Regions from separate parts of the Homo sapiens genome. Here region 1 is linked to region 2. A link is an interaction called in ENCODE POLR2A ChIA-PET data of the cell type or tissue named here. Cell type or tissue: Caco-2. All regions are shown on one strand. Links, peaks and the distances in the headings refer to the core of each region. The heading gives the core; the rest is flanking DNA.

Region 1 (5,388 bases), core at 309-5,308, 270 kb before region 2:
ATGCTAAAGTATTTAGAGATGAAGTGTCAAAACATCTGTAGCTTACTTTTCAAATTTTCAAATGGTCTAGCAAAAAAAAAATCACATAAAGAATGTGAGTGAGCAAATGTAATAAAATGGTAATAATGAGAAAATCTACATGAAGGGTATATGTTCAATTGCACAATTTTTCCAGAGTATCAGTAGGTATGAAACTTTTCAAAATAAAAAGCTGAAAGGGAAAAGGGACATAAGGAACAGATGGTCCCTCTTCTCCCAGACGATCTGTCCAACATGACTGGAGTCTAAAACTGCCAAGGCTATCTACACAAGAAAGCGAGCCTGAGGAGGACAGTCTAATAGATTGACCATTAGATTTTAAAAATAACTAGATTCCTGATTCTTTTTTTTTTTTTTGAGATGGAGTTTCACTCTTGTCGCCCAAGGTGGAGTGCAATGGTGTGATGTCGGCTCACGGCAACCCCTGCCTCCTGCATTCAAGCCATCCTCCTGCCTCAGCCTCCCGAGCAGCCGGGATTATAGGCGCCTGCCACCATGCCTGGCTAATTTTTGTATTTTTAATAGAGACAGGGTTTCACCACGTTGGCCAGGCTGGTCTCGAACTCCTGACCTCAGGTGATCCACCTGCCGCAACCTCCCAAAGTGCTGGAATTACAGGCATGAGCCACCACACCTGGCCAAGATAACTTAGATTCTTGAGGTTGCTCAACAAACTAACCCTAGAAGTGGCAATTCTTTAGAAGGTTAAAGTTCTTTAAACTTTTTGTTGTTGTTTAAGCCAGTTTGAAGGGTTTTTTTCCTTTCCTTTATTTATTTATTTATTTATTTATTTTTGAGACAGAGTCTCGCTCTATTGCCCAGGCTGGAGTGGAGTAGCATGATCTCGGCTCACTGCAACCCCCACCTCCGTGGTTCAAGCAATTCTCGTGCCTCAGCCTCCCGAGTAGCTGAGATTACAGGTATGCGCCACCAGGTCCAGCTTATTTTTGTATTTTTAGTAGAGTTGGGGTCTCACCAGGTTGACCATGCTGGTCTCAAACTCCTGGCCTCAAATGATCTGCCTGCCTCAGTCTCCCAAAGTGCTGGGATTACAGGCATGAGCCACCATGCCCAGCAGCACTTTTGTAGTTGTGTTTGTTTGGGGAGGAGGGGATGGGCTGTCACTTCCAAATAAAAGCATCATAATACATAGATCCACTGGAAAAAGTATTGCCACCAAAATTACACTAAGGCTATGGAGCAGAGGATGGGCTGCAATGAAGGATTATAGTATTTATATTTTCTATGCTATACAATCTATTACTATGTTTTTAAACTAACAGGCACTACTTTTTAAAATTTAAGTTTAAATATAATTCCAACAAAAACAGATGTATATATTATTGCCTATTATGGGAAATTACCCTTACTATAGTAACTTACCACACACAAAAAAAATTTATTCTGAACCAAAAAAGACATCACATACAGAAACCCCAACTCCACCCCTTTTCCCCAAGCTCCTAGAACCATCAACTGTTCATGGTAAGAGACTTTGCTGTTTCAGCAGGTTCCTTTAAAAGCATATGATGTTTAGCCTGGGCAACAAACTGAGGCCCTGCCTGTATAAAAAAAAATTAGCCAGCTACATTGGAGGCTGAGGCAGGAGGAGCACTTGAGCCCAGGAGGTCAAGGCTGCAGTGACCCGAAATCGTAGCACTGTACTCCAGCGTGAGTGACAGCGTGACATTCTGTCTCAAAAACAAGGGGGGGTGGGGTGGGGAGCAGATATGAAGTGAAGAGAGATGACTACTTAAAATTACTGTTAAGCGAGAAAAATAAGACTGGGGACAATGACTCACACCTATAATTACCGCCCTTTGGGAGGCCAAGGCAGGAGGATTAATGGAAGGTAGGAGTTCGAGACCAGCCTGGGAAACCTAACAAGACCCTGTCTCTACCAAAAAAAAAATTTTTTTTAATTAGTCAGGCATGGTGGCATGCACCTGTAATATTAGCTACATGGGCAGCCAACACGGCTGTGGTGGCCTATTACTGTGCCACTGTTCTCTAGTCTGGGTGACAGGGCAAGACCCTGTCTCTCAAAGGAAAACAGGGCTGGGCACAGTGGCTCACACATGTAATCCCAGCACTTTGGGAGGCACAGGTGGGCAAATCAATTGAGCTCAGGAGTTCAACACCAGCCTGGGCAACATGGCAAAATCCCGTCTCTATAAAAATCACAAAAAATTAGCCGGACCTGGTGGTGTGCACCTGTGGTCCAAGCAACTTGGGGGCACTGAGGTGGGAGGATAGCTTGAGCCCGGGAGGCAGAGGTTGCAGTGAGCTGAGATGGCACCACTGCAATCCAGCCCAGGTGACAGAGCCAGACCCTGTCTCAAAAAACAAACGAACAAAAAAAAAAAAAAAAAAAAAAAAAGACAGAGATAAATGGAAAAAAAAATTTTCAACTGAGTATCAGCTCTTTCAACCTATATTTTTAAAGAAGCAAATCAAGTTATTTTATATAAAGAAACTACATCTAGTCTGTCTATAACCACTCCCAAAATTACATGTAACTGAAGAAATCACTCATCTAGAAGCTATTTTTCAACAAAGTTTTTTTCAAGTAGCAAAATGGAAGCTCTGTAGCCATCTTGAAAGACATTTAAGTCGGGCCAGCAGATTTTTTATTGTTGTGTTTTTGTAACTAGTAAGTTTTACTTTTTTAAAAGAAAATATCTATTTCCAGCTTCTCTGGCATAATGTGATAGAAAGAACATGGTTTCTGGAGTCTGACAGACCTGGATTAGCAATTCTGGTTCTACCACTTACTATTAGCTACATAACCTTCTTTGATAAATTACCTAATGTTTCTAATCCAAAATTTTCTCACTGGCAAAATAAGGATATACAATTTTCCTCAGAGAACTACTGTGAGAACAGGCCGGGCACGTTGGCTCATGCCTATAATCCCAGCACTTTGGGAGGCCGAGGCGGGCAGATCACGAGGTCAGGAGATCGAGACCTGGCTAACACGGTGAAACCCCATCTCTACTAAAAATACAAAAAATTAGCCAGATGTGGTGGTGAGCGCCTGTAGTCCCAGCTACTCGGGAGGCTGAGGCAGGAGAATGGCGTGAACCTGGGAGGCAGAGCTTGCAGTGAGCCGAGATCGTGCCACTGCACTCCAGCCTGGGCAACAGAGCGAGACTCCGTCTGAAAAAACAAACAAACAAACAAACAAAAAAACAAAAAAGAACTACTGTGAGAACAAAATGAAAGAGTAATAGATATAAAAGCACTTCACACAGTGCCAGGCACACAGCAGTTGTTCAATAATTTCCTTCTCTTTCCCCCTCCATATTAGAGAATTCATGGCATTCACACGAATTCACAAATTCTAAATCCAAACAAGCTTCTTCAGACTCTTGCCAATTAAGGAGGATTTTAAAAGACTGGCATTATAAGTAATCTGCCTCTACCTCCAATTCTAGCTATTATTATGTGTTCTTAGAACATGACCATGATGGTATGGCCTGAACTATGCTATGCAATCCCAACCTAGTTATGACAATCTTTTAATATTTTTATTGTGGTAAAAAAAACCCACATAATTTAAAACACATCAAAGCTATTAAAACTTACCACTAACAATTTTTAAGTGTACAGTTCAGTAGCAATTTTCAGTGTTGTGAAACGTATCTCCAGAACTTTTTCATCTTGCAGAATGAAACTCCATACCCATTAAACAACTCTCCTTCACCCCTTCCCTCCCCCAGCTCCTGATAACCACCGATGGACAGTTAAGTTGTCTCCACCTCTTGGCTATTGTGAATAGTGCTGTTATAACATGGGTATGCAAAGATCTCAAAACCTTGCTTTCAGTTCTTTGGGATATATACTTGGAAGTGGGATTGCTGCATCGTATGGTAATTCCATTTTTAATTTGTTGAGTAATTATAATTTTAATACCAAAGTACTCACAATTTTTACCCCAACAAATTTCTGAAATATTTACTTACCATGTGCTTCTCAAATTTTGCATTTAGGTTAAAAAAACAAAATCCCTAAACTAAGGGTTATTCTAATGTATGCTTGCTTATGCTACTAAATGTTAGAAGTTATATTCTAGTACATTGTGTTTATTTGATACATCTGTCTCTCCCACTAGAATAAAATTTCATAAGAACTTTGCTGCCATATCCCCAATATCTAGCACATACTGGACTATTCAAACATTCGAATGAATGAATGCATTAGCAAAACAAAAATATACTGCATCTCCAACTTTAAGTTTGTTGGGGCTCCTAAATAAAGAGTCCACTGTAATGATCAAGTACAGATTTCCAAACTGGTAAAGCAATTAGTGTAATACTTCACACTGCAACATCAACTTTTATAAAGCACCTACTATATACAAGGAACTGTATTTAAGATACAGAACTGTTAAATGTGGTCTATGATTTAGAGATCACTAGAAACAGATATTAAATCATTTTTGTCTTTCAAATATTTGAGAATGTACAGGCATTGTCCTAGGGAGATATAGAGGTGAGCAGACATCCCTGCCCTCAGCAGTTCAGATTCTAAAGGAGATGGCCAATTAACAAAACAAGTAAAACTTAATCAGAAGTCATATTAATTACTGTGTAGAAGTCAGGTAAGCAGAATGGTAGATCTGAACTGGAAGAGGGGAGCTGTTGCTATTTTATTATAGGATAGAAAGGGAAGACTTCACTGACAAAATGCTATCTGAGCAGAAACCTGGAAGAAATGAGAGAATATGCCACACAAGTTAAGTACCTAGGCAGAGTGGCTACAGCCAGAGAACAACAAGCGCACAGGTCCTGAGGCAGGAGTGTGCTTGGCAAGTTCAAAAGAGAGCAAAGATGAATTGCTGCAGGGTAAACAAAACAATCTAAGTTAGGAGTTGAAGCTCTAAGCAAAGAGGTATCAGATTTAGCCGGGGCACAGTACGGTGGTATACATCTGTAATCCTAGCTACTTAGGAGGCTGAGGTGGGAGGACTGCTTGCACCCAGGAATTCCAGGCCAGAGTGAGCAGCATAGCAAAACCCTGTCTCAATTTAAAAAAAAAGAAAAGAAAAAAGCATCAGGATATCATGTAAGGACACGGAGCCTTACATGTTCTTTCTGAGATTGAAAGCCACTAAAGGCTCTAAGCAGAGGAGTAGAAGAGTGACATATATGAATTCAACTTTAAATGAATCATTATAGGTGCCCCCTTGTCAAGAAGGGGTTGTAGAGGACAAGAAAGAAAGCAAGGAGGCCAGCTAAGAACTTACAATAATCCAGGCAACATGATGGTGTCATGGACCAGGCTGGTAGCAGCGGAGATAATGAGAAGCAGGGAAATTCTGGAGGTTAATCCAAAAGAATCTGCTAA
Region 2 (5,388 bases), core at 170-5,169:
CAAGATATTTGTTGTACAAAGTTCCTTTTTTTTTTTTTTTGAGACGGAGTCTTGCTCTTGTCGCCCAGGCTGGAGTGCAATGGCATGATCTCGGCTCACTGCAACCTCCCCATCGTGGGTTCAAGCTATTCTCCTGCCTCAGCCTCCTGAGTAGCTGGGATTATAGGCGCCCGCCACCACACCTGGCTAATTTTTATATTTTTAGTAGAGACGGGGTTTTGCCATGTTGGCCAGACTGGTCTCGAACTCCTGACCTTGTGATCTGCTTGCCTCGGGCTCCCAAAGGGCTGGGATTACAGGTGTAGGCCTCCACGCCCGGCCTCACAAAGTTTCTTAGGAAAATTAAGGTATAGATAAGAGAGAGAATGGAGACACTGATGACTCTTCCAAATTTTCATAGCCAGACACCAGGAAGATCAAGACTGTTTATAGGCTGGGTGTGGTGGCTCACACCTGTAATCCCATTACTTTGGGAGGCCGAGGCAGGAGTATGACTTGAGCCCCGTAGTTCAAGACCACCTTGGGCAACATGGTGAGACCTTGTCTCTAAATAAAAAACAGCTGGTTTTGGTGGTGCACACCCGTAGTCCCAGCACTTTGGGAGGCCAAGGTGGGAGGATCACTTAAGCCTAGAAGTTTGAGACCACAGTGAGCTATGATGATGCCACTGTATTCCAGCCTGAGTGACAGAGAGAGACCCTGTCTCAAAAAAAAAAAAAAAAAAAAAGACAAAAAACTGTTTATTGACTCTTTTTTTGTTTGTTTCATATTTTTGTTCATTAAGTTTCTGAGTTAATAAACTAGCGTCTTTTGTTTTTCTGCTCACTAGTGTTTAAGTTAGCTCTGTTTCTCATCACTGGTATATAAGCTAAAATTTATTTTTGTTTTGCTTTTGAAAACCATTTGTTGTAGGTAGAATACTTCCTTGGTGTAGGATGACGTTAATTGGTGACATTAATTGGTTTCATTTGAAGTAAAACTGGTAATAGAGAAGTATAAGGGATTATTTTTCTATAAGTACCACTTTGTGAGAAAAGACTATAAACAGGGTCTTGATATAGTTAAAATAAAGCTTTAATTTTTTTCCTTTTTTTATGTTTTTTTTTAACCAAGGTCTTATTTTTAATAGTTCTGTTTTTGTTTTTTTTTTTAAGATGTAGTCCTAGGAAACCTTGCTCATGCGCTTCTCACACCCCCCCCACCCCCACCCCGCAACTGCGACTCATATCACCACCACCTCAGTTAGCTAGTTTATTCTCAAATTATTCATCATCAAGGACCAATTTTTTTCCTCTAGTCCATTGTGGACTCAGAATGACCCAGCAATGTCAAATTTCTATGAAAGTACCTAAATGTTCTTGCTTTCATGCTTATCTTGTCACAGACCAGTCTGTGGACATTTGAACAGCAATAGTTTAGATGATTTTTCAGCTTTACTTTAAAAAAGGGGGAGAGGGTGCCAAATTTTATCTTTAAAGGAGAAACTATATGAAATGATCTTGTCCCTTTTTTAAAAAATTCAGAACAGAAAATAACCCCCATCTCCCTAGTAAATAATTAACTATTACGATGCTTCATCAGCATTGTGAAAACATCCTGTCATCTCCAAATCGCTACTGGTCCTTTCTCAAAAGTAACCACCGTCCTGATTTCTGTCAGTTTGGGTCACTTGCCTATTTTTAAAATTTTAAATTAGATTATAATATATATGGATGAAGTACTATTTCTCTGAAATGCTTGGAACCAGAAGTGTTTTGGAGTTTGGATTTTTTCAGATTTTGAAACATTTGCATTATTTGGGTTGGGCATCCCAAATTCAGAAAGTTCAAAATCCAGAATGCTCCAATGAACATTTCCTTTGAGCATCGTGTTGGCACTCAAAAATTTTCTGATTTTGGGCATTTCATGTTTTCTGATTTGGAATGATCAGCTTGTATTCATTAAAGTACACGTAAGTATACAGCTTGTTGGATTTTCACAAACAGAACAGTACTATGAACTATCAACCAGATTAAGGAGCAAAATATTGCCCTAGTATCTCTCCCTGAGCTCTCTTCTGGTCACACCCATTGCTCCAAAATAACCACTCTAACAACTTCCAATAGCATAAACAAGACATGTCTAGAACAGAATAATGTCCAGAGAAATTTTTAAACTTACATAATCAAGTCATACTTAAATAATTTTTTGCTATTACATTATTTGCATGTGTGTAAGAATCATTCACCTTCTGGTGTGTAGAAATACATCAGATTCTTAAAACTATATAGAGTGGTTATTTTGGGGCAATGGGTATGACCAGAAGGGAGCTCAGAAAAACCCATAGCATTAATAAAAAAAATTGAACTGCAGAAAATGCAGTAATATATTTTTTAAAAAGTCAGTAGAACTAAAATGGATCTATAGATTCAATGGAATCCTAACCAAAATCATAGTAGGTTGATGGGAGAGGGGACATGTGGAAACTGACAAGCTGCTTCTAAAATTTACATGAAGATGAGATCAATCAGAAAAGCCAAGAAAATATTAAAGAACAAAATGGAAAGAATTAAACTATTAAATATCAGGATTAATCATAAAGCTAGGTAATTTTCTAAAGAAAAAAACATACTGGGTACATTAAGAAGTTGCATTCATCAAAACGTAACTTTAAGAGAGTGAAAAGGCAAGCCACAGAGAAGTTATTTGGAATAAATATATGCAACAAAGGAATATATGAGGAACTCCTACAAGTTAGTAAGAAAAAGAGAATTCATAGAAAAATGGGCAAAGACTAGAACAAGCATTGCACAAAGAAGATATCAAAATGATTAATAATGAAAAGGAGTCCAATTCCGTTAGTGACCACAGAAAGGCAACTTATAACCACATGCGATACTATTACACACCCACCAAAGTCCAAAATTAAAAAGACTGATGGTACCAACTGCTAGTGATCATGTGAAATAACGGGATTCTTATACACTGGTGGTAAGAATTTAAACTAGTACAACTAGTACAACTACTTTGGAAAACTGCTTGTCTGTCCATAGTATAGCTAATTCTACTCTGGTGTATATACCCAACAGAAAGGAGTACAAAAAGAAATTTTTTTAAAAAGTAGAATTAATTGTAATAGGCAAAAAATAAAAATAACCTAAATGTTCATCAAAGATAGGATAAATGAATTTGGGTACTGGTGGATGTTTATGCAATGAAAATACTATATACACACAGAGAGGAAACTGTCTTCCTGTATATGCATGTGCGTGTGCACATTTTAATGATAACTTTATTCTTTTATCTTTTACATTTAGATCTATAAACCATGTGGAATTTTTTTGTATTATGTGAGATGAGGATCATCATTTTATTCCTTTCACCCCGTAGGGATATCTTAATTACCTAGCACCCTTTTTTGAAGACTTCTTTCATTTACTTTATTGCAGTGTTCTCTGTCATAAGTCAATTGACCATATAGTTATGGTTTGGTTTCTGGACTTTGCTTTGTTCTGTTGTGTTTTGTCTTTCCTTGTAACAGTACCACCCTGTTTTAATTACTTTAGCTTTATTATTAATCCTGATATCTAATAGTTTAATTCTTTCCATTTTGTTCTTTAATATTTTCTTGGCTTTTCTGACTGATCTCATCTTCATGTAAATTTTAGAAGCAGCTTGTTAGTTTCCACATGTCCCCTCTCCCCTCAACCTGCTATGATTTTGGTTAGGATTGCATTGAATCTATAGATCAGTTTTAGTTCTATTGACTTTTTAAAAACTATATTACTGCATTTTCTGCAGTTCAGTTTTGTTCATTAATGCTATGGATTTTTCTGTCTTACAGGTCTTTGCACACTTCTTATCAGATTTATTCCTTGACATTTTTTATTCTGTTGTGAATGGCTTTAACTTTTTTTACTTTATAATTGTGTGTTGCTGATATATAGAAATACAGTTTTTATAAATTGACTGTGTCTTTGAAGTGTCTAGGATTTTACCTGATTTGTAAGTAAACAAAGCGATTAGCCTCTCATGGATTTTAACAGAAGAAACAAGAATCCTGGGTCATAGAAAAAGTACTGTATTACCCATGATAGAGTAAGCAATATGGCTACCAGCATACTTTTCGTGTCAGCTTTCCCTTACCCCAAGACTCACAGGTGATGAGATACAGGCCCAGGTGTATCCTATTCCTGCAGTGGGTTTGCATCTCAGCCAAGAAACATTAGTTTGAGGGATTCACTGCTTTTAGCAGAAGCAAGCATATTTTGCCTGGGAAGAGACATTGCCTCATCTCATGGTTGCTCTGCAACTGCAAACATAACCCTGAAAGATGGCTCAGGTAAAGAGTGTTCTGGGACTTAAAACATTGTTTGCATTCCTCGTGTGTATACACAACAGCACTCGGGGCCTGTGGTGGATTTCCTCTCTGAATATTGACACTGGATGTAACAACATTGCAAAATTAATTTTTAAAATATATTAGTTTATACATAGTTTTATGATTGTCTACTTATACAAATATGTAATTTATGAATAATGGCAATTTTCTTTTTCTTTTTTTTTTTTGCCATTTTGTACCAGCCAGGACTTACAGAAAATAGTGGAACAGACATGGTACTATCAATTATCCTTTTCATTCTCTACCTTTAAGGTAAAGCTTTTAATATTATAATTTTTGTTTGTTTGTTTTTGAGACAGGGTCTCTCTCTGTCACCTAGGCTGGAGTGCAGTGGTGTGATCTCGGCTCACTGCAACCTCCACCTCCAGGGTTCAAGCAAATTCTCATGCCTTGGCCTCCTGAGTAGCTGCGATTACAGGTGTGTGCCACCACACCCAGCTCATTTTTGTATTTTTAGTAGAGATAGGGTTTCACCATTTTGGTCAGGCTGGTCTCAAACTCCTGGCCTCAAGTGATCCACCTGCCTTAGCCTCTCAAAGTGCTGGGATTACAGGCGTGAGCCACCAATACCCAGCCTTTTAATATTATAATGTTTTAAGAATGATGTGGGCCGGGCGTGGTGGCTCACGCCTGTATTCCCAGCACTTCAGGAGGCCAAGACAGGCGTATCACAAGGTCAGGAGATCGAGACCATCCTGGCTAACACGGTGAAACCACATCTCTACTAAAAATACAAAAATTAGCCGGGCGTGGTGGCATGCGCCTGTAGTCCCAGCTACCTGGGAGGCTGAGGCAGGAGAATCACTTGAACCTGGGAGGCGGAGGTTCCAGTGAGCCAAAATTGCACTACTGCACTCCAGCCTGGTGACAGAGCAAGACTCCATCTCAAAAAAAAAAAAAAAAGAATGATGTGGAGTAGTAGGTTGTTTGTAGATACTTTTTAGTAGATGAAGTTAGTTTCCTTTTATTTGTAATTTGCTAAGAGATTTTCTAATACACAGATGTTG

What was found. ChIA-PET counts read pairs that join two places held together with the same protein. Peaks named below come from ENCODE experiments on the same cell type or tissue, not always from the same donor. Only the 100,000 strongest peaks of a DNase experiment are listed, where the experiment ranks them.
Region 1: POLR2A ChIA-PET joins it to region 2 with 23 read pairs; 3 of 35 experiments call an interaction of 5 or more read pairs at or near these places.

The regions. Positions count from the first base shown.
Region 1 is chr2:26,058,124-26,063,511 of GRCh38, reverse strand. The region is part of intron 1 of RAB10 (RAB10, member RAS oncogene family); the gene reads right to left. LOC105374333 (a long non-coding RNA gene) reads right to left here and starts at 3,001. Exons shown (of 2, transcript XR_939851.3): 1 at 1-3,001. In Caco-2, for the core only: no CTCF peak of the experiment used is centred there; no DNase peak of the experiment used is centred there.
Region 2 is chr2:25,786,140-25,791,527 of GRCh38, reverse strand. The region is part of intron 5 of ASXL2 (ASXL transcriptional regulator 2); the gene reads left to right. Among named protein-coding and RNA genes, the nearest start is that of ASXL2, 90 kb to the left of the region's middle. In Caco-2, for the core only: no CTCF peak of the experiment used is centred there; no DNase peak of the experiment used is centred there.